Regions from separate parts of the Homo sapiens genome. Here regions 2, 3, 4, 5, 6 and 7 are each linked to region 1. Evidence: chromatin loops called from intact Hi-C (ENCODE). Cell type or tissue: heart left ventricle. All regions are shown on one strand.

Region 1 (4,000 bases):
AAGACAAGGACAAGCGCAGATGGTGGATGGGACTCCCCAGGGTCTCCCAGGGAGTTCATGGCAGTCAGACTAGAAATGGATACCTCTTCTCCTCGTTTCTCTTCTGTTGTTCAGAACTAAAGCTTAAGCGGGTGGGGCTGAATCGTAAAGGCTTCTGTGAATGTTGGTAATAGAGGGTGAAATGATGCTGCAGGAGGGGAAGGGAAGGACAAAAGTCAGCAAAAAGCCAGGTATTGAGACAGCCATCACCTGAGGATCTGCCTCCCAATGGGCAAGTCTGCCCCTCAAAGACTATGAGGCAGTGATGATACTGACCCCTGAACTCCAGGACCCCATTGTTCTTCAAAGGAAGATGCAAGGCTGGCCCCTCCCCCAGCTGCTGAAGACCATGCTGAGGGGCCCAAGGGAAGAGGAGGCCAGTGGCTGAGCATTGTAGAGCAGTGGGTAGGGAGGGACCTTTGGTCTGCACCAACAATGTGACTGTAACGCTCACTTGCACAAGTGTGACTCAATTCATGCTCTCATGAAACTGTGCTTTAGGCATGAAGCTGGGGGCCTATTTTGAGACATCAGCTGCACAAACTTTAACCTGTGGCTTTATACTGAGAGAGGTAGTGTAGGGCTTGCAGCCTCTGGTCCCAGGAGAAGATAAAGGAGACTCGAGCAGTTGTCAGAACCTATGGTGCTCTCTCTCTCTCTCGTTACCTCTCGCTCTCTCTTGCTCTCTGTCTCCATTTGTTGCCACAGACCACCGGGCTCAGATGAGAGTCTCTCAACAGATGCAGGGAAGAGAGCAGCTGTTCACGGCAGTGGCCCTCCTAGTGCTTTGAGACTCCTCACAGCCCCACAAGGTTCCTTTGGGCCCTCTCAGAAGTCTGGCCACCCAGCATGAAAATCTCCCAAGTCAGAGCCTCAAGTTTTAAAGAAAGAAATTTACAGATGTGCAAAGAGAAAAGAAAAGGGGCTGTTTGGTCCCTAGCAGAGGACCGATTTTATTGGGAATTGTTTGACCAAGGAAACATGAACCAAACATACCACCAAGGAAAACATACTGCCAAGGAAAAATGAACCAAACATACCACCAGCACCCTAGAAACAGACTTTTTTTAATCTTCGTATCAACAAGATTTCGGCCTTCAATCATCTCAAATTAAATGGAACCTAAGCAGCAGGAGTTACTGTAGTTACGTAGGGGAAAGACAGGAGACAGGGGAAAAAAAAAGCTTTGCATCACGTGACTTTTATGCTGCAGAAACTTAATGAGAAACACACCACATTTCCAGAACCCTCTTTCTAGTCAGGGCTCCCGCTGAGATAAAAGGTCACAAGAAGAGAAGGAGGGAGAGGGAGGGAGCGCCGGCGTGGAGCAGGGAGGCACTTTTACTGCAAAGTCGGGCCCAAATTTCATACAAGCTGCTATCGGGTCTGATAGTCTAGACTGATTATCTTCTTTGAATGCCAGATGTGAAGGGCTTGTATAAAAGAACTGCAAACATTACCCATTTAAAAACAAATCGACCCAAGCTGCATTCACTGCGCAAAGGAGAACTTTCCATCCCAGACTCTGCAGAGAGAGCCAAGCAGCCGGGCCAGGAGACCTGGCCTAGGCGGTGCGTCCCGCTGCTGCCCCCTGCAGGCCATGAGCCTCAGGCTGGCCAGAAAGCAAGCCAAGTCCGGGGGCCAATGGCTCAGCCAGGCCTCTGCTCATCAGTGGAGACTTTTTCTGTCCATCCAGCTCAGGGTGGCAGGAGAATGCTCCTCTACAAGGTGCCAGGCTATAGCTGGAAGACTGAGCTGGGCCTGGGCCTCAGCGTTACACATTGTCCCGTTCAACCATTAACCCTGCAAGGTAGAGACGTCAATCCCTTTCACAGGTGAAAAATTGAGAAGTTAAGAGATTTACCCATTGGATGCAACTGGCTTATCCAGTTTTGGTATTGGACACTGGTGCTCCTTCCATGGCCCTATGTGCGGTTGGCCATCAACACCAAGATCCTCTCCTCAGGGAAGATGGAATGATAGAACTGCAGCTCCAGTACCCAAACTGGACCATACCAGCCCAGAAGACACCCGGCCCATAGGGCCAAGCTAGGAGTAGGGCGGCAGGAGGTATCTTCCCATCCCTCAAGCTGGGTGTGGTCCTGGATCAGGGGTCTTTACCCCTGCTGGGCAGTTAGGAGAGGCTTCTTGATCCCAGGCCCCTGCAGAGTACCAGGCCCTGAGCCAGGGCTCAGGAAAATTTGTAGAGCGAGAAACATCCTGATCACACTATGGCCTCTGGAATCTCCTGATGGCCCTGCATTTCTCCACCAGCCCTGGCCGCTTTGGGTTGTGTCTCCGCACACAGGGACTGACTCTGTAAACACCATGCCAACATAACCTCTGACCAGGCACTTCCCATTTGGCCGCAGCTACAACTCAGTGCCAGACACTCAGGATCAGTGACCTTCAGAGGGGGCTGGGCATGCAAGGGCCTTCCAAGTGATCTGTGTTTAATCTAGTGTGAAGGACCTCCAGCCTTGCTGCTACAGGCAAGGCCAGCGCTCATCTGGGCCCTCTGGCCTGCCTAGTCCTGGCTGTCACAGGAACGACCAGACACTCCTGAGGGCGTTTGGTTTTCTGCCAGCGTTGTTAGTTTAAGACTCTGTAGTGTACCTTTGGGTTTTCCTTCCTTTTCTGAACCCTCCTAAGTGGCCCACTTACCTCTCAAGCAAGGCAAAGCTGCTTTGCTGTCTTCCACCTCTGGAGTTTTTTTTGTTTTTTGTTTTTTGTTTTTAAGACAGAATCTCATTCTGTCACCCAGGCTGGAGTGCAGTGGCGCAACCTCAGCTCACTGCAACCTCTGCCTCCCAGGTTCAAGAGATTCTCCTGCCTCAGTCTCCCAAGTAGCTGGGATTATAGGCATGTGCCACCATGCCCAGGTAATTTTTGTATTTTTAGTAGAAACGGGGTTTCACCATATTAGTCAGGCTGGTCTTGAACTCCTGACCTGAGGTGATCCACCCGCCTCGGCCTCCCAAAGTTCTGAGATTACAGGCGTGAGCCACCGTGCCCAGCCCCACCTCTGTGATTTTGCACAAGCTGCTCCCTTGCCTGGAAAATCTTCTACCCCTTCTTCATGTGGCTGACTCGGACTTGTCAGACAACTCTTGCAACGTCCTCCCTCTCCTGCATGCCCCTGCTCTGAGCTCCCACCTCACCCCCACCTGTGTATTCCTATGACGTTTACTTCCCCAGGCAGTTGTTCACCACTGTCCTGTCTTCCCACATAGAGTCAGCTGTAACACGCTCAGCAAAGATTTGGCTGATTCCCTGATTGCTTTTCATCTGCACATGACCACCCCTGTCTTCAGGGACCCAAACTTGCTGCATTGGAAACTGGGACTTGAGACCTGTCTACAGGTCTAAATACTTGCCTTTGGGTTTGTTCTGGGAGGAGAAGTTCCCTTCTGGCCCCACTCCCTCCCCTGGGTGGCCAAGGAAAGGAGCCAACTGTATCATTCCAGTGTGATTTGGCCAGAGGTGCCGATGGGGCCCGGGGTGGGGTGACAGGCCCAAGGAGGTGTCACTGAGCTATGGATCCAGGTCCACCCTGGCTTGTCTGACCCACTAGAGCTTCCTCCTCCTGGAAGGGTTGGCAGAGGTTATTCCTGTATGTAGCTGGGAGCTACAGGAGGGCTCCTCACAGAGCTGCAGTTGCTTTTGTTTTCCCCTGGAACAGCTGCCTGGAGAATCTGGCTCAGAGAAGTTTGTCTATCATTCTTGAGTAAACCATAAGGACAGCAGAACAATGTGTCAGTCATTTACACCTCAATGAAAACAAATGAATAAGATCCAGTCTTTGAATCCCAGATCTTAGGACCAAAGGGGACCTTAACAACCAATGCTCTTTCTGTCTAGCTGGCTTCCTTCTTTTCATTCAGTGCTGGTGCTATAGCTTGATACATTTATAAAACATACCTCCTGCCCCTCCCCCTTTGCACAGCCCCCTACTATTCTC
Region 2 (4,000 bases), 290 kb before region 1:
TGGAAACATAACTTTTGTATACCCTTGGAAACAAAAAATTTTGTGTGGCTGGCTTTATTGCAATATTTGCTTTATTGCAAGGGTGTGGAACTGACCCCACAGCATCTCTGAGGTATGCCTGTATTGAAGGAGTCAGGTTCTCTGTCCCATAGAATTCCTCATATTCTGGTTTTGGCTTCTTTCTTCCTTATAATGTTGGTTAGCGTGTTCCTCTATCTCTTGAATTTCCTGTAAACTGGTAGTTAGATCTAGATGTATGATTAAATCCAGGCTTAATTATTTCTGGAAAGAACACTGCTTAGGGAATGTTGTGTTCTTGCTAATTTGAGGAGACACCTAATACTCACAGCATCTTCTTAGCTCACGTTAAATGCATACTTACTAAATGCATGCTGTTGTTTTTCTTAAATTTAACATACTTTTCTTGAATTACAATCTGGCCCCACTTGTAGCTTCTTACTATTGACTTTATGTTTTATCCCAAAACTGTCATGAACCACAGGGTACTCCAAGCAGCTGACACCTCTTGGAGATCAGCAGGTACAACACAGGAGGTTATTCCTGAAGTTCCATTTATTGTCCCTAATTATCATTATACCCAGTTGTTGATTTTTAACCTCTCAAGTACAGATGAAGTTTTGCCTGGGATAAAATAGTCCATGGTATTGGCCAGGTACTGTGTTCCATGCTAGTCCTCAGACCTCCGAGGAATCAGGCATGTTTTTACAAAGCAAAGCAATCACTTTCACAGGTCTGAGTTACTGATACTGATAAACCATTTGTAAGTTTGCATGTATTATTTAACAGAAACTCCCACGTGCATCTAAGCAAGTTTGCATAAATTGATTAAAGAATAATTCTCAGCTGCAATAATATTAATTATTGTCCTGGAGCCCCCAATGATAGTTTTAGGAATTCAATCTGAAATGCCCTCCATGCTACCAGGACTTTCATTGGTGAAATTTAGGCAGTTGCTTGAGGGCTGTGGCATCTCAAAGCAACTACAGAGAACAAGGTCATTGTGAGATTAGCCCCAGGTTCTGCTTGCCTTCTTTCTTCCTTTCTACCCAGGAGCCAGGGAGGTAATTGTCATTGGCTAGGGAAAGTTAACCCAACTACTCAAATTAAATGGATGCAATTCTCACAATCAAGGGCTTAAAATAGACATGTAGTCTCAATTGTTCTATTGTGGAGACCTGTCTTGAGAAAACATGATCCATTCACAGAGGAGGATGGGATGGCCTCTTCTAGGTCCAATTTTGAATTTCATGAAGATTCCCTTGGGAACCTGGAGCCACTAAGGAAATGGAACTATCAGGTCCTGGAAGTGAATGTTTGCCAGTCACACTGAAGTTAGAACATCTTTGTAGAAAAAATTGGTGTGATTTACTTTACTCATAGAGTCATACTTGATTTGAACCCTGGGCTTTGCTTTGGTTGAACATGCTATTATGGCTGCATAGGCAGGGGTCAACCAAGAGCAAATTTCTGGAGGAGGGCCACATTGCCACAATCAGCTGATTAAAACTCAAGTGGGTTTTCAAAGCCTCGCTCCAGGTCAGGTTATCTTTGCATCTGTTTTTCCACTACCATTAGAGGAATAACAGCAGCCTACTTTGGAGAAAAAAAAAATGATCGGAAAAACATAGTGAGAGCATTTACCAACACAGTATTCATATTTCTCTGAGCCCTGGGGCTCTGGACCACCACAGAGAAAAGTTTTGTTTAACCTTTCCATGATGGGAAAACACTCATCCCTAATGCCAGCTCTCCACCTTCCAGCCGAGTCAAACTGCAGTAGTGGGAAATTGCTAGGGAAGCCGGCTTTGCAACAGTGAACAAATGTCTTTGTGAGAGAAGAAGGCTGCTCTGAGCAGTGGCTAATGGGGCTGCTTAGTGGAATTTTTTTCCCTTTTTAACCAAACTGAGCCTTGCTCCTTTCTGGCAGGCAGACAGGCCCACTCTTCCAAGTACGCAGGAAAGTTCTGTTTTGACAAGCGCACACATTCTTTTTCAGAAAGCCACAGAGGCAAACGCCTTTGTTGCAGACAGACCAACTCCCTTCCAGCCCAGGAGGTGAAAACTCTTTCATGAGCCACATAATGGGAGCAGCAGTTGTGCTTGCTTATACAGTTCCCGAAAAGTACATAACTTCCATTATGTAGCTTCCACATACGGAATGTACTTCCTCTCGCAAACCCAAACGCTAGCAGGGCTGTTTGTCCGGCACTGGGCCTGGCAAGGAGCAGGAGGTTGGCAGGACTCATGAGGCATTTTTCTGTTGGGCTTTGGTTTCCTGGCCAGTTGAACTCAGTCCAATTATTGTCCCAAAGTTCTGCCAGATAAAACAAGGAGAGAGCTTTTCTAGATGCCTGGCCTTGGGACTAGGAGATGGGGGAGGGAAGGTGCAAGCTGAATGGGGGTGGGGTGGGGCACACCCAAGGCCAGGGCTCAGGAGTCCCCTTTCCAAGCAAGGGCTCTGACTCCGCCCTGTAGAATGTGCAGCAGCCTCCAGAGACCTTGCCCTTCGGGTGAATGCCTGGCACTCAGGCCATTCTCCCTCTGGCATGGGGCCTGATCTTAGCATCATTTGTGATGGAAAGTCAAATTTCCTGGAACATAGGGTTAGCTTTTCAGCAGACTAATCCCATTTGCAATATACTATACAGTATTCCGAGCAGAATTGGCCCTATCCAGCAGCAGTTTAGAAGGCTGCTTCCTTGAGATGGTATCAATAACAGTGCAAGATACTGCCCACTTCCAAAGTGTCTCCCTTTACTGCCCTTCCATTGCACTTGAACTTCCTACTGTTGGAACCAGTATTTAAGAGTCACTAAAGCAATGTCTTCAGAAAATTCTATTTAAGTGCATGTATTAAATTCATAATTATGCCCACATTAAGATGCATAAATACATGTGAGCAAATTACAAAATATATGTAGGCTTAACCCCTATGGGTCTAGTGGTTACTCCCCATCCCTCCTTCTTAAGGAATGGTTGCATCTTTTCGACAGAAGAGGCTGAGGATAAATGTCTGCTCTGGAATCTCCTCACATTGCCCTGGTTCCATCTTTATCTTACTTCCTTCAACAGTCCATGAAGGGGCTTTTCCCAAATCAGTATAAACAAACTCACATTGGATTGATCATTTTCTTGTGTCTGAGCTGGGTTGCTAAATACAGAAGTTGTTCAATGTCCAGTATTTAAAATATGGAGACTTTCTGTCTTGATTACAGTTCAGTAACTCTATTTCTGTTGCTCTGTTATTTTGGTACCTAAGTGTGATTGCATAAATCTGTGAAATGTTGGAAATTCAAGTGGAGCTCATTTTTTCTGAGATATAAGTGCACTCTGGTTTTGCTTTTTGAAAAATGTCTTTGAAGTTTCCCTATACAAAGTGCCTGTGTTCAGCCCTGCAGAGGTGGCGGCAGGGCGGAGGGGCTTGAGCCTCCCTGATGACAAGCAGGACAAGGAATATCATCCAGGCTGTCAGTTGCCAACAGGATTCTGATCACTCAAGGCCCTTGCCCCTGTGGTCACTTTAGGTCTTCCACTATTGAATGTCCCTCTGGTTCTAGCAATTTTTCTCTGACCACAAATTGTGGCTTTGCTAATGTTTGATGTTTACTTAATTCCATGAAGTCTAGGTCACACATATTGTCTTGTTGCCTCCCAGTTTTCTCATACCTAACCTGAAGAGTAATGGAGACCCAGGACATGGGATCAGTGCAGGGAGGAAGGCCTGGGATTCTAAGCCACTTCTATTTCTATATAAATGTGTAGAATAGGAAGTTAAAAAAAACTCATTCAGACTGGGTAACGCAGGCAGACATCACTAAAGAAGTAGCACTGAGGCTGAGGCCTGAATGAAGAGAAAGAGGCAGCCCCATGAGGAGCGGGAGAAAGAGCCTACAGGTAAAGGGAAGAGCAAAAGCGAAGGTCCTAACTTAGAAACGAGCTGGAGGCATCATACAACCAAGGCCTGGTCACTGTGTCTGCA
Region 3 (4,000 bases), 990 kb before region 1:
TGAAAGCATTTTGGGAAAGGCCTTTTTTATCCTTTTGTAGTTCTTCACACCATTACATAGCAAATTTTAGGTGCTCAATAAATGTTTATCAATTGCTTAACTGAAGGCAGTTTCTAGTCACTGACTAGTTGATTTCTAGAAGGAGGCTCTCACACCGTCTATGCCTTCTGCAGCTGTATTTACCCAAGCAACTTAGAGCAGGATTGTTTTTTCATTAATTTTTCAGAGACCACTGTGTACCAGGGACTGCACATAGGCACAGGGGACACTATTAAAAGTCTCAGTCGTGCCCTCAAGGCACTCAGCATTGGGTGAGGGATGGGATTAACCAATAGTTTCTCTACACTTGGTGGCCACAGTGATGCAGGCAGGCACAGGAAAGTGAGGAAAATACTATTCAACCCAAGGCAACCTTCCCCACAGACACCAGCTTCAGGAAACAACATCTGGCCTGAATTTTTAAGAGTGACATTAGTTTGCTAGGACTTTGTTATTGCTATTTTTATTGCTATTTTTACTTTTCGACAGTGGCAGGGATGTGAGGAGAAGGCTGAAGGAGTTGTGTGTCTGGATGTGTTCTATTTTTTCATTTGTCCTCCCTACTTTGGGCTGGTCATTAGCTCAGATAGTGTGTTGTGTGGCAGATTGGCCTCTCTTTCAACACTACAGGCAGATACATAAAAGGGGCACAGTCCATCCCCAGGGAGCTGCTCCTGGCAGCTTCCCTTTGGCTCCACTGCCAGGGTCCTCCTGTCTGAGCAGCTTTGGCTCTGGCCCACTGCTTCTGCCTCGAGGCATAGGGCCACATTGAGAGCCAAGAGGATGGATGGAAGCTTCCTGCTAAAGCCTAAATAACATGAAAGGGCAGGGCTAGGAAAGCCAAGTGACACAATTAACCTGCCAGAAGGGCATTCGCAGCGCATTGCCATTGGTGTTGAATGAGGGCTGGAATTCTAAAGACAAGCTCAGCATACTGATTGGCAAATGGTACCATATGATCCAAATACTCCCTTCTGTGCCAGCTGGAATGTATCACTAATCATAACTTGTATTTGCTACTGCTAGAGGGCCTCTACTGTATCTGTCAGTCAAATTTAAAAATAATTTTAAGTTGCCTTCTCTCATGTCTTTGATCAGAAAGGTGGAGGAAGCCTTCAAATGATGATGCCCCATATAAAAGAAGGGGCTTAAATCTATACCTCCAGACTCCTGGGGTGAGAGCACCATACATTTTTGGCTACCGAGGGGAGAAAAACATGCTTCAATGTTCTCCCTCTGCCTCCTCAGCCCCTGTCAGAGCCTGCTCAACCCCTAGAAGCCCCGACCACGTTGGCAGAGGGGCTGTTTACCTGCTGCACAACTAACAGAGCAAATGCCCAGGGGCAGTTACCCCAGCACCTTCATCCTACTCCAAACATTCCCCCTGTGGACCCCTAAATCCTGGTCTTTCTTCCTAGGAAATCCATATACATATTTATGAGGTAAATGATTGAATTAATTTTAAATTAGCCTGTGCCCTTTCAGTTTAATTCAACTTGTTCCCTTCCCTGTTTCTCACCCTTAGGGGTCAGTATTTGGTACAAAAAGCCATGAGAATGTTTCCCACATCATAATGCCGGATTGAAAGCACTGGAGTAACAACACCCCTGCATCTGCTGTCTGATGATTTTTGTGGCTTCCCCTCCTTTCAGGGGTTTAAATCCAACCAGGGCTGTGGACAGAAACTGGGCTGTGGTAGCCATGACCTTGGGCCTACGTGAACCAGTGTTTCCTGTGTTGGCCTACAGCCTTCCAGATTTAAGCCCCACAGCTGGAGACAGAGTCTCTACCACTTTAGAAAGAGGAGTCTGGGGCCTGGCGCAGTGGCTCACGCCTGTAATCCCAGCACTTTGGGAGGCCAAGGCAGGTGGATTACGAGATCAGGAGATTGAGACCATCCTGGCTAACACGGTGAAACCCCATCTCTACTAGAAAATAATACAAAAAATTAGCCAGGCATGGTGGGCAGGCAACTGTAGTCCCAGCTACTTGGGAGGCTGAGGCAGGAGAATGGCATGAACCCGGGAGGCGGAGCTTGCATTGAGCTGAGATCTTGCCACTGCACTGCAGCCTGGGTGGCAGAGCAAGACTCTGTCTCAAAAAAAAAAAAAAAAAAAAAAAAAAAAGAGGACTCTGGTAGCAGTAGTGGAGGTGAAGCTGGAAGTAGAGACACCCATTAGGAGACTGTGGTCCCTGCTAAGGATGCCAATTGCCTGATGTTAGGTAAGTGGGAATGGAGAGCAGAGGATAGATGCAAGAGGGGCTCAAGGGAGATTCGAGGGTACTTTGTGGCTGACTAGATGAGGGAACAATAGGGAGGCAGTAGTCCCGATGATTCTAAGGTTTGTGGCTGGTGGCTGGGCAAGCTGTGGGACCTCCAATTGAAAGAGGAAACAGAAAGGAAAGTGTGAAGGCAAAGGGAGATGAACTCAATTTAGATTCCATTGAGTTTTTGTTTGTTTGTTTGTTTGTTTTTTTGAGACGGAGTTTCGCTCTTGTTGCCCAGGCTGCAGTGCAATGGCTCAATCTCGGCTCACGGCAACCTCTGCCTTTTGAGGTCAAGCAATTCTGCCTCAGCCTCCCAAGTAGCTGGGATTATAGGCATGCGCCACCGCTCCTGGCTAATTTTGTGTTATTAGTAGAGATGGGATTTCACCATGTTGGTCAGGCTGGGTTAAGCTGCCTGTGACACAGCCTTGTGAAAAATCATCAGTAATATGGAAATGTGTCCTCTTCCCCTCAAACATATTTATTTCACTTGAATACTCTGAAGACTTTTCTGAGCTTGGGTCTCAGAGCTCTAGGAATCTAGCCAGGTAGGAGAATGTTTGTGACAGAAAGTGACTGGATGCACCACTACATCCTGGAGCAGCACTTTGGCGCCATTGTACATGGAGTGCATGGTAGACTACCATTCTCTAGAGCAACAGTAAATTTGTTTTCTGAAATGTAGTTTAAGCGTGTGTTGAATAGGATGTGCTATGTATTTTTAAGAAATTGTAGATGCTGCGTGCCCAACACGTGTGTGTGCTTTGCTCTTTATTCTCTCTGTGGTTTCTCATCCCTATGATTAGTTGTGGTCTTTTAATTAGCTGTTAATTCATTGTTAAATTCTGGCCTGAACCAAAGGCAAAAGAGAGTGACCATGGTTCACTGTTACTTTTAGTTGTTAAAGGTATTTTCTACCTTGACTATTTAGATCCTTACCAAACTTTTAATCCAGACATCTGAAGTCTTTCAGTGGCATTTACCTTGTCAAATATCACAGTAAAATAGAATGCCCTGTCTACGGTGAAACTGCTTTGGAAAGGCTGGTCATTTTTCACGAGTGTTTCCTTGCTGTGCCCTTGGTATTTCAAAGCTGTCCTCTTTAAGCACTGAAGCAATTAGTTTTGAGAAGGCTGATTCTTCAGGGTCCAGTGCTCTCCTGCCTTTCATTTGCTGAAACTGTACATTTTAATGAAGTTGTTTCATCTATGTTGTCAAACACTAGAATTTTGCTGCTTTAATTCTAATGATCTCTACTGGCAAGTGCTGTGTTTTATTAGAGCCATCAAGTGTTTATTAAATGTCCATGCACTGTGGTGTTAGGCACATAAATTAGGTCAGCTGGGCTTATGGGTTATGGATGAAGGAGTTAAATATTTTCGTCATAATCTTAAAGTGTAGTGGGATTGCCTTTTGTGGGCTCTCAATGATGCCATCTTCTGTGAGTCGTTTCCTCTTTTCCCCATCAGCCAGTGCGAACACAAGTGTCTGAATAATGTGGCTATTAATAGTGGCCCTAGTACGTATTTTTATTTTGGGCAATATGCTCATTCTTTCGTTTCCTGTAATTGTCTAATACCCATATCATGCTTCTTGGGTTATATATCTTTTTTTTTTTTTTTTTGAGATGGAATCTTGCTCTGTCGCCCAGGCTGGAGTGCAGTGGCGCGATCTCGGCCCATTGCAAGCTCCG
Region 4 (4,000 bases), 140 kb before region 1:
GAGTAATTAGGGAGCATTTAATGAGAACTATTTATAAAAGTGCAGGAAAAACTAAGAAAAACACAAAATATGGTATAAGAGTGGAAGCTGTTATCATCCCTATGTCTCAAGGACCAAGGAAGGAAACCAGGAGAGAAGAGTTATCAGAGACACCTGCCTAAAAGAGCTGTGGCCTTGGGTAGAGGGACAAAGCAAAAGAAAGCCAGGGCAGTAAGCACCGGGACCTCACTCTCCTCCTGTCTCTACTGATGCCCCTCGGCCAAACCCAACCAGAAGCCAGAGAGCAAGGAAGTCCCTTGATGCAGCCCATTCAGTCCACACAAGCCAGCCACCCAGGCCCAGGCTAGGGTAGAGAAGTGTGGAAAGTGGATCTGAAGAGACAAATAGAAAACATCTAACCCATACTGCATACAGACAAAGAGTGGTTACCAATCTGCTGGCTTCACTGGATTGTCTGGTAAATTCTAGATGCTGTGGTTTAATGGCAATATTGGCAAACTGGAGATGAATTAGATAAGGTGATAACAGTGCTGAAAGTTAAGCCATTTTAAGAATGACTTTATTATAACACAAATCAGAATATTGAGTCTGGAGACCACAAGATTTGAGAGGAATAACCATAGCTGTGTGGTTTAAACTGTTTGATCTGATTTGACCCGTTTTGATAGGTTTAACTGGTTTGAACTGCTCCACAAATGCATGTCAAATCTTTACTTTTTCTGATTAATTACTTAAGTAGACACAAACATTATTAACATTTAATTCAGTATATTCCCCTTGAGGCTTCGCAGATGCCCACACTGGATTCCCAGGGGGGTTACTCAGTTACAAAGGAGTCAGCCTTCCCTGATGCAAACGGGAATCCCAGTCACAAAACAGTCAGCCTTCCCTGATGCTGCAGAGAGGGAACTGGAGTCTGGGTATCCCATGGCAACCACTGTTTCTCACTGCAACAGACTATGGCTGTTAGAGCTTAGACCCACACTATCCCATGGGTGCTCATCCACAGGGATGATCCCTATGCAAGTATAGAGGCTTGCAAGCTTGGGCACCAAGGTAGTAACTCTCTTTTAGTCCACACGCACACCTCCAGTCTCTTCCCCAGGGTGGAAACAGGCCACAAGCTGGCCCCATTAGTGCCCAGGCAGGTCTGGTTCCAGGCCCTCATGCAGACTGCGAACCACTGTCTCCACTTCTCCATCTCCGCCACCTCTCTGGCTGCCCATAGGTAAGGCTGCCTTATTTTCAGACCTTTAAAATGTAATACATCTTGAAAACATGCTTCTCCCTTAACAACTGAGGCTACTTTCCCTACACATAGCCTTTGGGGAAAGCTACCCCCAGGGGCATCAAAGTGGTTTCTAATGAAGCTAGAAACTGTGACATGTGACATAGAAGATAACGTCCTCTCACTAAAGAAAACAGAGCAAAGTGCAATCTGTAGTAAGGTGCCTTGTTGGCGACACATCTGTCCACAGAGCCCCCTACACACATTCACAGAATAATGTCATGAGGGTCCTCATATTTTGGAGCCACAGGAGCAGAAGCTTCAAGAAGTAAAAGGTAAAAGGTGACAGATTTCCATTCAACACCAGAAAGAAATGCATAACGATTAAAGCTGTTTCAGAAAACCGGGCCTTAGTGACTTTGGGAATTTTGCCTATCATATATGTTAAGAGGGGTGGATTCATACAGGTGCGCACCAAGTCAATTCTTGCCTCCAGAGAATTTGTCTGAGGGGCATAAGGCAGAGTGAGAGACTGAGGCAAGTTTTAGAGTAGGACTGAAAGTGTATTAAAAGTTTTAGAGCAGGAATGAAAGAAAGTCAGGTACATTTGGAAGAGAGCCAAGTGGTTGACCTGAGAGATCCAAGAGCTCCATCTAGCCCTCGATTTGGGGAATCATTGGCATGATTCCAGGGTTTGCGTTTCTTCTCCCCTGATTCTTCCCTGGGGGTGGGCTGGCCACATGCACAGTGGCCTGACAGCACTTGGGATGAGCCGCATGTGCAGTATGTTTACTAAAGTTGAGTGCATGCCCATTTGAGGTGTTTTTTTCCCTTACCAGCTTAGCGTTTCCAGAAGAAGGTCATACACCAGTTAAACTCCGCCATTTTGCCTCTTAGTGCGCATGCTTGAGCCCACTTGCCCAGCTCCTGAAATCTTACTGGGAAGCTGCTTATCACCAGTTTCAGGTGTTTTCTATCTATTGGGAGACCGCCGTTCCCTGGCGCCAGCTGTGGCCAATTATTATTTTAGAGAGCTAGTTTAACAACTACCTGACCATCACCTGACGGTTGCCTGACATTCTTTGGATAGTGGGGAGGCCCTCTCCTGCCCTGCTCATGTCTGCTTCGCTACCTACTCTAACATATGTATCACAAACTAAGGGGAGGAGATGGTTTACTGAACAAATGGTGTTGAGGAAAATGGCTGTTTTTGAAGGCGATAAAAAGTTATATCTAATCTAGACTTCACAATAAATAAAAATTAAGATGTGTGAAATATACACTAAATATTTTTAAAAGGACATAAACATCTAAATGTTAAAAAATGATATTTAAGTTATTTCAGGATGAGAAGGAGTTTCTGTGAATAAATATAACAAAAGATCTCATGTAGAAAGGTTTAACTACATAAAATTTAAAATATCTACTCTAAGTTTTGTAACATATTTTATTGTTTATCTATCCCTTGTTGGAGGCAGGGTCTGTATAGACACCAAGGACCTTAACCAGCTCTCTTTTTCTCTCACACATAACAAAACAATAACAAAAGGAAAATTATAAACCAGGAAAGAAATATGAAAATAAATGTAACAAACAAAGGTTATAATTTAAGTCATGTTAAACTCTTTTAAATTAATCTTGAAAACATCACACCAATAGGAAAAACATGAGCAAAGGAAATGTAGTGTTAAATCACAGAAGGATGAATATAAATGACCAATATAAGCATATGAAAAAATACATTCAACTTTTCTGTATCAAAGATACAGAAAACAAAACAATGATGAGATGTCATTTTTCAATTATGAAACTGACAGGTTTGTAAAATGAGGAAGTAGGCCAAGTTGCACCAAGAGAGGCTCTCTTATTTAAGAAAAAAAAGGCTTAGTTTTGCTGTAAGCTCCCTGTCCCTCAAATAGATTAAAGAGAAGCTGGCTACCAACCCTCAGAGATGTGGCAGGGAGGATTCTAGGCTAGGGGAGAGGTTAGGGCCAGTAAGCGCAAGCTTTCCTCTGCTTCTCTGGCTTTCAGTGCTGTGTCTCAGAGCTGGATTCCCACATAGCTGACATGAAAGCAGAGACTTTCCAAAAAACAGGCTCTCCCAGACCTCACTTTCTATCTTTTCTTAGCTTAATGAATCCATTGCTTATAGGTAGAAGCTTGTCCTCAAAGCACTAGCATATGGGTGGATGTGTTGAAGATCTAATTAAGGACAGGGTCCAGTTGTCCAAGGTTCTGTGATATAATGTATACCAAAAAAAAAAGTCTGCCTATGTTCTCTCAGTCCAGCCCTTTTGTGAGTAATGACTTAGCACATGTGGCCTAGCAAGAGGGTGCCCAGGAACAAGCCCAGTCAACCTGGCATGGTGTGAGGCAGCTTCCTGCATTCCTCCAAGGAAGCAATCTCAGTACATGGCAGCTATTGCTGCAAACCAGAAACCAGTACCAGCAGGTTCAGTATGGAATATTGATCCATAATTACGCTTTACTTAAAAGATAAAATGAGTCTTTCTCCCTCTCTCCCCACCCTGTTTCTCCCTCTCCCCTTTGCCCTCCCCATCTCCTCCCCACCCCTTTTTTTGTCTCTGTCTCTCTGTCAATGTACACTAATCTCTATCACATACACCAGTAAGTATGTCAGGCTGAAAACATTCCAAATTGTGCAGCTCTCATTGATTCTCTTCTAGGCCATCACTGAACCATGGTGGCTAGCATGATTCACTTCCATGCTCATCCCCAATAATGTTAAACTTCTCCCCTCAACCTCAAGGT
Region 5 (4,000 bases), 260 kb after region 1:
CAGAATGAAGGCAGGTTTTTCCATATTTTTATATTCTGTAGGCTAGTGTTTCAAACATGCCTGATCTCACGAATCCTTCTGAGCACTTGTTAGAAATGTAAGCCCCTCTCCTCCACAGAGATTCGAGTTCAGGATCTGGGAGATGACAGGTCTTAAGAGTTTGTGTTTTTCACAGTGTCCTGGTAATTTTAATGATCAAGGAAGTTTAGAAAATGATTCCATAGGTCATTTCCATGAGGCACTAGAAGTAGCTCCAGGTGTTCAACTCCAGTATTCACATTGCCATTTTATGCGTAAGTCTCACATTTCCTAAAAAGCATAACCAAGCACTTTCTATGGCAAGGCATTGAATTTGATGCCATACACATCATCTCATTTTGTGCCGAGAATAGTCATTCTGATCCGAGGCACAATTATCCTTAAGTTGCTGCTGAGAAAACTGAGGCTGTGAGAGACTGGCTGGCTTTGGCTTGATCAGGCCATAAAGCTGGAAAGTGGTAGAGCCCGAATCTGAATCCAGGGCTTCTGATTCTGAGTCCTGGCATGGCAGGCCAGGTCTCACTAACAGCTGAACAGGCAAGCCTCCATGACAACTGTTGCGGCACTGACTGAGTGGTTAGGTTAAATATTAAAAGCTAATAGAGCCAGTCTCCTTATGCAAAGGCTGGAATGTAACAAAGCCCACCAAGAGTTTTGCCTAGGCCTTTCCTGGGCCTTGAAGCCTGACACGATAACGAAGGAATTCTTAACAGGACCCATGTAGGATTAAACAAGTTTTATTGGGGGTCTGAAGAAACTCCCCAGACCTCCACAAACAAGTTTTACTGGGCAGGGGGGTGGGGAGGATGGTCTAAAGGAACTCCTCAAACCTCCATGATTTAGCAGGAGACGAGATAAGGGTAATCACTCCGGCACCTGGAGCCATCTAGATTAAGTAAATTTACTGAGGCTCCAGAGAAAGGTCTTCAAAACTCAGACCTTAGTTATATTAGGAGAAGTTAACCACTTATGTCTTTAGATGAATGCACTTACACATAGACATATAGCTTAGAAGGTATATAAACAATGGAAAGCTTTGTAATTTTAAGTTGGTCTGCCTACCCGGTTACAGAAATAAATTCTCTTCTCTCCCAGTTCATCTGCATCTCATTACTGGGCCTTGAGAATAAGCAGCCCGACCCTGGGTTTGATCCGGTAACACTGGGGCATCTCTGAATCAACCACATTGATGCCTGTCATTATGCCACTCTGCACTGCCACGAACCTCTACTCCTCAGAATGTGGCCTGCAAACCCAGATGGCCGGTATCCCCTGGGAGCTTGTTAAAAATGCAGAGCCTTGGGCCACTCCAGGCCTCCTGAGTTGGAATCTGCATTTTAATAAACTTGCCTGGTGACTCTCATTCATATTAAAGAATAAGAAGCCCTCAGGAGGCTGCAGAGGGATTGGAGATCAGGTCACTTGAGAGAGAGAAGGGGAATGAGTGTGTGTGTGGGGGGGGGGCGGGTGTGTGTGTGTGTGTGTGTATACTTGTGAACACAGGCCAGGCATATGTGTAGTTTGGAAAGGTCTAACAGCTCAGAGGCACCATGTCTTCCCTCAGATAACATCACTTCCACATCCTGTTTGTTGGAAAATTGTTCCCAACTAAAGGCTAAGATTTTTAACTCTTGAAATTGAGTTATGTGCGGACTGCTCATTTGTGATCCAAAACGTCAGCTGAGAGACTGCACCAAGAGAAACCTCTCCAGGGAATGGCTGAGTAGCTTTCGCAAACATAGGGACACAGGAAAGCAAGTGCTTCTTCCTTCTGGGAGGTTTCTAGACTTCTGGAATGAGAGGTCCCCTGAGGGTGCATTGCCAGACATTTCTCTGCATCTTTAAAACCAGAGTTTTTATTTGTTATGTTTTTTTCTTGAGTGCCTAGAGGATCTAAGAGTTTAGCCAGTATCATATAACCTCTCAACTCTTCTGATGTTGGACCTTTTCTCTGAAACAAACTCAAAGACAAGCAAGCAAATTAGATGACTACAGCATACAAAACATAAAGGCTGGACCTAAATGGGTCAATAGCACCATCTCTTGGCCATGTGTGAGTACTGCATCTACCAGTTTTCAACTAGTGAAAGTACAAAACACACCTGTGGATTTGCGGTTAACTAAAGCAGAGTAAAAATATCCCTGCCACACTGTGAGGCATAGAAACACCCAAGATAATGAGAAAGTGGAAAGTTAATGCTGTCTTCAAGGAAATCAGTTAACACCTAATTATATCCACATGTAATATTTGAATTAGTTTTGCCACAAGTAGTGAAAACGAACAAGGTTGAGGAGGATGCCAACAGCACTGCGTATTTCTGAAGGCTTTGAGCAGGGCGATAGACCACAGAGCTCCCCAAGGAGTGGAGGACACCTTATTAAACAGGCATTAGAAAATGGTTGTATGTAGGCCGGACGCGGTGGCTCACGCCTGTAATCCCAGCACTTTGGGAGGCCGAGGCGGGCGGATCATGAGGTCAGGAGATCGAGACCGTCCTGGCTAACACGGTGAAACCCTGTCTCTACTAAAAATACAAAAAATTAGCCGGGCGTGGTGGCGGGCGCCTGTAGTCCCAGCTACTCGGGAAGCAGAGGCAGGAAAATGGCGTGAACCCGGCAGGCGGAGCTTGCAGTGAGCTGAGATCGCTCCACTGCACTCCAGCCTGAGCGACAGAGCGGGACTCCGTCTAAAAAAAAAGAAAGAAAGAAAGAAAAGAAAATGTTTGCACGTGAATGTTAACAAAAATACTAAATATCAAAATCTGCAGGCTGCGCAAGGGAAATTTACATCCTTACGTGCTTACATTCGAAAAGAAGTTAAAAGTTAATGGGCTAAGCAACTAAATTGAGAAGTTACAAAAAGAATATGCAAAGAAAGTAGGAGGAAGAAAACTCATAAGGGAAGAAACTAATAAAACAGAAAATAAGCATGTAATAGGAAGAATCACTAAAGCTAGAGGTTGGTTTTTTGAAAAGATGAAAGAATAAAAACTGATAAGCCTCTGGCAACACTGATCAAGAAAAAAAAAAAGAGAAAAGTTGCCAAAAAAAAAAAAATGGAGCTATAACTACAAAGGGTTAGTCCCAGGGTTCCACAGCTCTGCTTGTAAAAAGACGATTGAAATTCCACATTAGATCTCACCCTTTCACATTTTCATATCCTTTCCTCTTTGATTTCCATAAAGATAGCATGACCAATGTTTTCTCCCTTGATATGTAATAATGAAAAGCTAACATTTGTTAAATGCATATTATGTGCAAAGCACTATGCAATAAAATCCCCACAATGAGTCCCTGAGGCTATCATCATCATCTCCACTTTATAGGTATGGAAACAGAGGCTTGGGAGATATATCTCCACTTTATATATATGGAAATGGAGGTATCTCTCAGTTTGTTAGAAATCAACAAACTGAGGCTTTTTGATTTCTAATATGGCACAGCTAGAAATCAACAGCACCAGGATTTTGACTGGGCAGTCAGGGCTTAGAGCGTCTCCTGGTCACAGGAGCTGACAGCAGAGCCAGGACAGAATCTAGGCCTTTTAGCAAAAAGTCCTCATGACACCAACACTGCCTGTGTCAAAAAGGCAATTCTGAATGATGTTTTATTTTTTTCTCTCCCTCTCTAAATTGAACAAGGATGTGTGTTGCAACTCTGGAATCCATGGAGGCAATTTCGGTCCTCGGACACAGGTACTAACATGGCCCTGACCACCTGGGGAAAATATCCAAGGACCTTAAGGCCAAGTGGCCTCTAACTCAGGTCTCTCTCTGGCATGCTTTGGAAATGTCTCTCTAAATAGGCTTTTATCCACTGTTACTGGGCTAACCTACTTTTAGGGGCTTCAGGTTAAAACCTGAGGCCAACTGTGGTGCTGCAAATACTATTTTAATTGGAATGAGCTGCTTAATCAAAAGTTCTTGGTTCAGTGTGTGGTTCCTTCAAGTGCCATGATTCC
Region 6 (4,000 bases), 390 kb before region 1:
AAATTCCAGATTCTCACCTGAGCAACTGGTGGATGCTCGGTGAGAGGAATGGGTTATAGGTTTCATTTTAAACAAATTAAGTTTGAGATAATATGATATATCCAAATGTGTGATATCATCTAGTGAGTCTAGAGCTAGGAAGTGAGGTCTGGGCTGAAAATATACCTTCGAGACTTGTCAGCATTTGCACGATATTTAAAACCACAGGCCAGCTCAGTGTGTAGGGCTCCAACTGACACCCTATTCTTATTCTCTTTTTTGTGCCAACTGGCCTAGAATTTTAATAGAGCCCTGGCTGCCCTGCTGACCCCAGCATGTTCATGCTGCGTCTACAGTGGCCTATGCCAAGGGGTGGTCCCTGGGGCACACCAGACCTCCTCTTCTTCTCTACAACAGTCTTGTGTTAGCAAGGCCAGTCCAACATGACTGGCACCAGAGCCTTACACTATAACACCTTTCTTCTTGGAAAGGCCCCAGGCACCAAGCGCTGTCTGTGAAGAAGACTGGAGAGCCAAGATGTAGAATTAGGCATGTGTGTGGGCTGAGGGCCCAGTGCAGCACATGGAACTTTGTAGGTGAAGTTTTCTGCTTTCCCTGGTTCTAGATCTTTGTATCTCAGGTCCTAGGCTCTTCCCAGTTCTGGAAGATCCCAGTGTCTTTCTCTGAGCTTCCTTTTCTTTTAGAATTGCATGTTCAAGGACCTTTAACAAATACTCAACTCCCTTAACATTTTTTTTTCTAATTTCATCTAAATGTTCACCTAAGCTGTTCATTCTCTGTCTTCTAGAAGTTAGTGAAACAGAATTATCAGAACCAGGCTCTCTTTTGGATGCAGTTGGTGTTTCTCCAAGGTGCTTATTACCTGTTACGGTTATTGCATGCTGGGACTGAGGTATAAACACTTCTGCTCAGGAGACCGAAGGCAGGTTAGGGGAGGCTGTAGGTACCTAGTTGGTAGAGTTTGCTGCAGAATCCTGGAAACAATATTTGGTCTAGGCTCAGACAGCTCTAGTTCAATGCCAAGATCTGCCTGGTATTAGCTGTATGGCATAGGACATGCCATTTATTGTTCCTTCAGTTTCTGCATCGTAAATAGTGATGATTTCAGGATTGTTGTTAGATTATGAGGAATATGGGAGAGTGCTTTGTACACTGTAAACACAATTACAAATGTAGTATGTTTTTCCTGTGCACACTCAGCAATTTGTATGATTAACTCTTTTGCATCTCTGCTTCTCCCTGTTGCTCTAGTTTGTTCACATCCAGGGGGCTAGATCAGACAAGCCTACACAGCTAGTAGCAGGTACGAGGAGGCATCGGATTGTGGCAGCTTCTTCTCTCCAAAGATGCCTCATGTCATTGTGCTTTCAAGGAAAAACAGCAAAGTATTTTTTTCGTTTTTTTTTAATTGGTATGTTGATATCTACTGGCGTACATTTTGTGTAACAATAGGCAAATATTAGGATTGTTAAGATGTTAGAGTAGGGAGAAGGATGCAGGGAATAGAGGACAGAGATAAATTTTACAGTTTGTGAAGATATGCGTGTTCACATCTTGTTTTGTTTTTCCTTTACCCAAACAAATAAATAAGAAAAACTGCCCACTTTGCTCTCTTATCTACCCTTCCTGTGTTCTCATTGGGGCAGAGCTCTGCTGGGGAAGGAAGCGGCCACAACCCCAGGCATTTACTACCTGTTCTCCCCACCTGCTATTTGAGAGAAGTTTTCAAGCTGAAGTTCGTACAGCTGCATTCACTTGGACATGAATATCTGGGAGTTCACGGGTTTGTCTGCCCCTTTGGCCTGAGAGAGCTGGGCGGAAGCCTCCTTGACGTCTGTGTTGACTCTCTGTTTCTCTGGTTTTTCTCTGGCCCAGTTTCCTGTTCACCTCTGTCCTCTGCTGTCTGGTAGGCTTGACTCATAGGAAACCACAGCCAAGTCACCTAGTGGTCTGAGTCACTGACCTTTGGAGCATCTCTTTCTTAAAAAACAATAAAGACAAAAGTAAGTGCCTAAGTAAGTACTGCATTTTGCAATAGATTTCAGCTAAGTATTGCACTGAACGGTTAGTTCTGGGAAGTCCCCACTTGTGACTTATTTTTGGCAACTGTGCTATAAGCAAATCATTTTATCTCCTAGCAACCGACTTCCCTCTTCCCTCCCTCCCTCCCTCCTTTGTATCCACAAGTGTTTGCTGAGAACCCTTTGTGTCCAGGCACTACATTAGGTTCTGAGCACAAAATGAAGACATAGAATGGTCCTCAACAAGCTGCTGATGCCCATAAGAAAGAGGCCTGCAAACATGTGTAAACAAGTGTGACAAGTTCACCGGCAAGGGGCAGCACAGGGTGGCACTGAACTCAGCCTCGGTATTGCCCTGACCACATGGCTGCATGTGAGCATGCCAGGTGAGGTGAGCAGGAGAGATGTTCTAGGCAGCGTTGGATGATTCTCTGTCACATTCCTTTGTGGTCAACTGAATTGCTCTCTTCAACTGCAGCTTTCACTGAGGCCACTTGAGGTTGCACAACTCCTTCCAGACACAGGTGAGCTCCACAGAGGGAGGATATGGACAAGGGGCTAGATTGGAAGGAAGATGGAGGAGAGTGATCCTTACAGCCCTGACATCGGTCAAGGGAGGCTAATAGCAGTGACCTTCCCCATCAATGTCATGTGGACTGGACAGCAATGACCAGGTGATCCATTGGTGGGGAAGTGTCCCCACAGGGACAATGGGGAACAGTCTATTCAGAAGGGACAATATGCTCGTAGCTGATGCTTTTGGCACCCTGTAACAAATCCCCTCAGCACACCTATGATTTTGTCACAGATCTGGTAGAGAGTGCAATGTGGGTTCCCATGACAATGCCCTCTTGAAACATGAAAAATGCTTCCCTGTTTTTTTGCCTCAAAGCCATCTCTGAAACTGGGAGCCCAGTCAGCCCCCAAGCAAGTACAACCTGCAAGTATGGAGAGGTAACGCCCTAGGAGCCATCTCTAACCAGTGAAGAATGAGAGCCAGTAAGCAAGTCTAGCCACTCCTCTTTTGGAGGGAACATTCTAGAAGGCATTCTGCACACTTGCCAAAGGTCACAGAAGAATTGAGCCCCTGTTGCCCAAAGCAGCAACCTTAATGATGCACACTCAGTGGCTTTTCATTCTTCCCTGTCTCACTCTCTCCCTTTTCTTTCACCTCTGCTTTTTGGGATCTCCTCCCAAATAAACCACCTGCACCAAGTCCTTGTGTCTAGTCTCAGGCTGTGATTTTAAGGGAGCCCAAACTAAGAGAGCAATATTATTAAAATTAAAGTTTTGAAATGAAAAGCATTTGAAGGTCCACTAGCAGTCTCCTTAAAATACCACCTACTACCTTTTGGTATTACCATTTATACCTGAGCCAGAGGAAAGGAGAATTCCAAAAAAGGCCTTAAAAACCCTCTGACCCACAGGAAATAGCTGCCATCTAGTCAGGCTGGGCAAAGGGCTTAGTAATACAGAAAGTGAAAAGGGGCTCATGGGGGCCTTAGCAGGGTGACTCAATTTAGTGGGTGAGAAGGAATTCTTGTTTAACTTAGGGGAAAACTACTGGGTAATATTCTTTTCCCTAGTCATAATGGTTACATTAAAAAAAAAAAAAACCCACATCGCTAGAAGGGCTAATGGTTAAGAAAAGATTGGGACAATGAGGCTCTATATGAACTAAAACGCTTATATTGTTACATTCATAAAAGCATGTTGAATTAAGAAAATAACAGGAATTTTATAGTTTGAAAATGAAAATAAAAGTTAATAGACACAAGGCTTCAAGATGGCTGACTAGAGGCATCTGGTACTTGCTTCCTCTGCAAAGAACTGAAACAGTGAGTGGATAATCACACTTAGAATAGATCATCTAAGAGGGAACACTGGAATGCAACAGGAAAGCGATAGGAAACACCTAAAGCAAGGAAGGAGAGGAAAGCAAGGCAGCCTGATTGGCTAGGAGTATGGAGAGGCTCTCC
Region 7 (4,000 bases), 200 kb before region 1:
AAATGTGCCCCTTCATGATCCCTGGTGGCTTCTTGTTGGGACTCTCCACCAAATAGAAACTAAAATCAAGATCATCCATTTCTGCAGACATCCCCCCAGCACTGAGAGCAGAGACTCCTAACACTAAAGTTGCTAAAGAACACAGCTCTGAGTTTGAGACTAGACAGACCTGATGCAAAGAGGTAGCAAGAGACAGGTTTTCCCTCTGCCTGAGGAGAGAAGAGTTTAAAGATCAAGAATGAGGAGCGATATATTCCATCGTACACACACAGAGGTTGTCATCATCACCATCATCATCATCATCATCATCATTATCATCATCATCAAAGGAAGGAGCAAGAAGTGGGAGAGGGTTCCTCATGAGGGCTGAGGACAGCTGAGAGAGAAGAGGAAGGCCTTTGCTTCTCTTCCAGAGGTTTCTGACAGTGGCAATCTCATGGAACTACCTCATTGGAGCCAGCAGAGTGTTAGAGAGCTGGTACAGGAGAGGTACAGGAGACGGGCATCAGGCTGTCTTCAGCCCCCAAGTGGTGTGGAGGAGACTCTGCAGGTCCCACATAGCCAGCAGAAAGAGTCAGCATGCTCTTGAAAGTTGCCAGATGAGTGAGGTAATTCAGGGAGACAAACACCAAAAAAGGGTGCAGCTTATATGCTGGTTGGGATGGGTAGAGGAAAGGAAGCATGACTGATTTGATTCTAAGGGAACTTTTTGGAAACCAGACCACCCACTTGCCACACCCAGAGTGTGAATTACATGAGCAACACTCCTCAGCAGGCTGCCCACGTCCAGTCCACCTGCATGGAGAAGCTGGTTACCACGCTGCATGCAGGCACCCAAAGTAGAAGAGGTCAAGGTGGCTGCTCCCTCCCACACATCCAGTCACGAAGACCTCCATTCACCACCTGCTCCTCAGAGACTAAGTTAGGACAAAAGCACGGGGAGAGGCAAGAAATCCCACAGTCATTTTGGGCTAGACTGTGACCAAATTGCAAATTGCAGATCCTAAGTTAACCCTATTAATGACTGGAGTCATTACATAAACTGGATGATGTTTCTTGCCACCCAGTAGAACTGGGGCTTATATTCCATGGGGAGAAAGAAAAGGAGTTTCGTCGCTGTACTTGGTGTCTGGGGGCTGCTTTAACTGTGAAATTCCATATCCAAGACATTCCCTTTATGGGTGAGCTGTCCTCTATCTCCTAAAAACCAAGCAAGAGAGATAGAACCACACACTCAACCTCCAGGGACAAACCGGTGGGAGGAAACGGATATTCAGTGGGCGCCTATTATGTCCCTGCCCTGTAGTAAACACCTTCGCCATCCTTAGCATCTTTTCTATTTGTAATATCTCTGCAAAGAGGAAGAGCTCATCCTTGTTTTAGGCAAATGCAGCTAGGACCTATGAGCTACATTAATATCCGGTCACGGTGATGCCAAAGCCCTTTCCTCTTCCGCCAAGCTGCCTCGGGGCAGAACTTAGAAAGGCTGAGAAACATCCTCATTCCTCCCTCCGCACACTCCCACCCTGAGTGCTTTAAGAGTAGGACAGTCAGCAGCTGAGCACACAAATGCAGCCCTGTCTGGGAACAGGGAGCCCAAGGGGATGCAGCGGTGGCCTTTGGAGGGGTCAGTGACAGCTGTGTAATCGGGGAAGTGCCTTGTCCAATTGGAAGCCCACCCTCCCTTTGAACTATGCGCAATCCCCTCTAGCCGCCGGCCCCCGGCTCCCTCCTCCCAGGCTCTGGGTTCAGTTTTTTCCTTGGCAAATCACACCATTCCGTTGGGAGAGTGGCTTGCTGAGTTTGGCAGTGTTGACACAGCAGTCTCTGGACACGTTCCGGGAAAGCAGGCTACAGCATGTGAGATGAATTTTCTCCTGAACTGTGTGGTTTCCAATGTGTTAGAAAAACAAACTTGGAGAAGTCTGTTTGGCGTGTGTGCATGTGTAGACCCCACTTCCGGAGTCGAAAATGCTGTTGGCCTTCGCCCCCGTTACTTTAAAAAAAAAAAAAGAAAAGAAAAAAGAAAAAAAAGTCCGTCCTCCCAGCGTCTGGTTCCCTGAAACCTGAGGCAGCGTGGACAATGGGAGCTCTTTCAAGTCGCAGCCCCAGCGGCCACGTGACTGCGCCTTTGTGCTGGGAGTGGAGGCAAGTGGAAGCTGCCTGGGTGTCTGGACATTGGGGCCCTTTCAGTGTTGCTGAGCTGCTGGGCCTCACCTCTCCACCGCCTGCCTCCAGGCCCTTGGCTACCCTTCTTCCTCCCAAACATCCAGTTCCTGTTCCCAAAATAACTGCACACAGGAAACTGCCTCGAGGTGGGGCCTCTGCAGTGGGTGAATTCTTAGTGCCCCTGCAGGGATCTCCGGACCTGGCAGGGCCAGTGAAGACAGCGACTGCCCATCACTGCTATGGTTCACAAGCTGTGATGCCAGGAGGGCCGGCAACACCCACTCTTCACGCTCCTCCCATCCCATAACTTCTGTTTTTCCCATAAAAGCAAGGCCAGGCAGCAGCCAAGTCTGACTCCTTTCACTGCTTTTCCGTCCTTCAGGAAAGATGTTCAAGTACTTTTGACCTTCAGATGCACTGGCCAGTAATGCCTTCTTTTTCGACAGAGACTGTGGTTACCTGGCCACAGGGCGATGAAAGCACTTCAGCTGGAAACTACTGCTCCCTCACCTCCCATCTTCCCATGAAACAAGCCAAAGAAGCCCCCTTTGTTGCAGAATAGAGAGGTCCCTGCTCCTCCTTGCCAGGGAGAGAGGAGGCAGGGCTGACTCTGGAATCAGAGTCCTGGAGGGTAGTCACCCTCGGCACTCTAAGTGATAGGACGCCCGCAAGGGGGTCGCTCGTCTAGATTTCATCAGTGTAGCTAAAGTAGGTGTTATCCAATTCTCTAAGCCAGTGGTTCTCAACCCCAGCGGCACACCAGGATCACTGGGGACCTTTCAATACTTCTTTACCCAAGCAACCTCCAAACCAAGAAAATAAGAATCTCCAGGGGGTAGGACCAGGCACTGGTATTTTTAAAAAACTCCCCAGATGGTTCCAGCATGCAGCCAAGTTTGAGAACCACTGGCTTAGCAGTCCTTCTCAAACTCTAATATATATGTGAACCACCTGGGATCTTGTTAAAAACATAAGTTCTGATTCAGCCTGAGATTCTGGAGGCCTAACAAGGAGTGCTGACTCCACCGATCTATGGACCACACCTCAAGCAGCCAGGCCTAAGAGTCTTTAATGATACCCTGTACCTCTCCCTGGTTGAATGGGCAGAAACAACAAGGAGATAGGATGGGAGGGCCTATAGAGGACTTGTGGACTTCTAGGTCTTGAAGGGATTGCTGAGATAGAAGTCACATCCATGCATTTGGGAAATATCTTCAATGGTGGAGAGATCTGGTTGTCAGTGTCTGAATTCGGGATAGAGTAAAATATAAACTTCACCTTTCAAAGCTTGGATAAGAGAATTGACATGGGAGGAAATCACCTCCTACCTTCTAGCTCTTTGCCTGACGCTAAGGATAGTGACAGTCTTACGCTGACCCACTGAGTGACATAAAGCCCTATTTGGGATTGTCAAAAACCGTCTGGCCTGAAGAGGGCCATGGGATCTCAGGGAGCTCAAGCAATGAGGGGGATGAGGCAAAGGTGGTTCCTCCTCTCAGGGTGTCTCGGTGTTTCAAATACAGCTGACGTGCTCTGTCTACAACAGGGAAATCCTTTTTGTTGCCTATTTCCTTTCTGATTCAGAGCTAGTCAGTGCCTTCAAAAATACAAATAACATCAGAGCCTCATAACAGGTTTCTCAGAGTTACACTGCCACAACATCCAGAGCCTTTGAGCCACAATAGCAAACCCTCTGGTCTAAAGAACCAAAGCAATAAGGCACTGACACAGGTGGGATTTGGGACTCATAGTTCTCCCCAAGCCTCATTTTCTCATTGGCAAGATGGGCCTAACAAAAGTATATACCTTTTCAGATTATATGAAAATTAAA

What was found. Peaks named below come from ENCODE experiments on the same cell type or tissue, not always from the same donor. Only the 100,000 strongest peaks of a DNase experiment are listed, where the experiment ranks them.
Region 2: a loop joins it to region 1, with 2.4 times the contacts of the local background. A loop is called at or near these places in 7 of 110 quality-filtered maps.
Region 3: it touches region 1 in a loop (4-fold over the local background); 8 of 110 quality-filtered maps call a loop at or near these places.
Region 4: a loop joins it to region 1, with 2.8 times the contacts of the local background. A loop is called at or near these places in 14 of 110 quality-filtered maps.
Region 5: it touches region 1 in a loop (5-fold over the local background); 46 of 110 quality-filtered maps call a loop at or near these places.
Region 6: a loop joins it to region 1, with 2.8 times the contacts of the local background. A loop is called at or near these places in 27 of 110 quality-filtered maps.
Region 7: it touches region 1 in a loop (3-fold over the local background); 15 of 110 quality-filtered maps call a loop at or near these places.

Annotation. Positions count from the first base shown.
Region 1 is chr3:40,582,354-40,586,353 of GRCh38, reverse strand. No RefSeq gene overlaps it. Among named protein-coding and RNA genes, the nearest start is that of ZNF621, 59 kb to the right of the region's middle. RefSeq lists an enhancer at 1,896-2,396. In heart left ventricle, a CTCF peak has its summit at 1,630 (motif pointing left); a DNase peak (open chromatin) is centred at 1,623; H3K4me3 peaks cover 361 bases; H3K27ac peaks cover 326 bases.
Region 2 is chr3:40,876,276-40,880,275 of GRCh38, reverse strand. All of the region lies in intron 2 of LOC105377043 (a long non-coding RNA gene), which reads right to left. It overlaps LOC124906230 (a long non-coding RNA gene), which reads right to left. Exons shown (of 3, transcript XR_007095887.1): 3 at 3,953-4,000. Among named protein-coding and RNA genes, the nearest start is that of CTNNB1, 320 kb to the left of the region's middle. In heart left ventricle, no CTCF peak of the experiment used is centred here; DNase peaks (open chromatin) are centred at 1,975, 2,235 and 2,465; H3K27ac peaks cover 2,590 bases.
Region 3 is chr3:41,572,697-41,576,696 of GRCh38, reverse strand. All of the region lies in intron 31 of ULK4 (unc-51 like kinase 4), which reads left to right. Among named protein-coding and RNA genes, the nearest start is that of CTNNB1, 380 kb to the right of the region's middle. In heart left ventricle, a CTCF peak has its summit at 1,559; no DNase peak of the experiment used is centred here.
Region 4 is chr3:40,717,980-40,721,979 of GRCh38, reverse strand. It overlaps LOC124909370 (a long non-coding RNA gene), which reads left to right and starts at 979. Exons shown (of 2, transcript XR_007095888.1): 1 at 979-1,228. It also overlaps a transcript of LOC105377043 not described here. In heart left ventricle, a CTCF peak has its summit at 1,891; no DNase peak of the experiment used is centred here.
Region 5 is chr3:40,325,884-40,329,883 of GRCh38, reverse strand. No RefSeq gene overlaps it. Among named protein-coding and RNA genes, the nearest start is that of EIF1B, 18 kb to the right of the region's middle. In heart left ventricle, a CTCF peak has its summit at 2,090 (motif pointing left); no DNase peak of the experiment used is centred here.
Region 6 is chr3:40,969,778-40,973,777 of GRCh38, reverse strand. No RefSeq gene overlaps it. Among named protein-coding and RNA genes, the nearest start is that of CTNNB1, 230 kb to the left of the region's middle. RefSeq lists a silencer at 2,125-2,174 and an enhancer at 1,467-2,666. In heart left ventricle, no CTCF peak of the experiment used is centred here; a DNase peak (open chromatin) is centred at 1,817; H3K27ac peaks cover 2,831 bases.
Region 7 is chr3:40,778,837-40,782,836 of GRCh38, reverse strand. The region is part of intron 2 of LOC105377043 (a long non-coding RNA gene); the gene reads right to left. Among named protein-coding and RNA genes, the nearest start is that of ZNF621, 260 kb to the right of the region's middle. In heart left ventricle, a CTCF peak has its summit at 2,163; DNase peaks (open chromatin) are centred at 1,626 and 2,126; H3K4me3 peaks cover 1,092 bases; H3K27ac peaks cover 2,814 bases.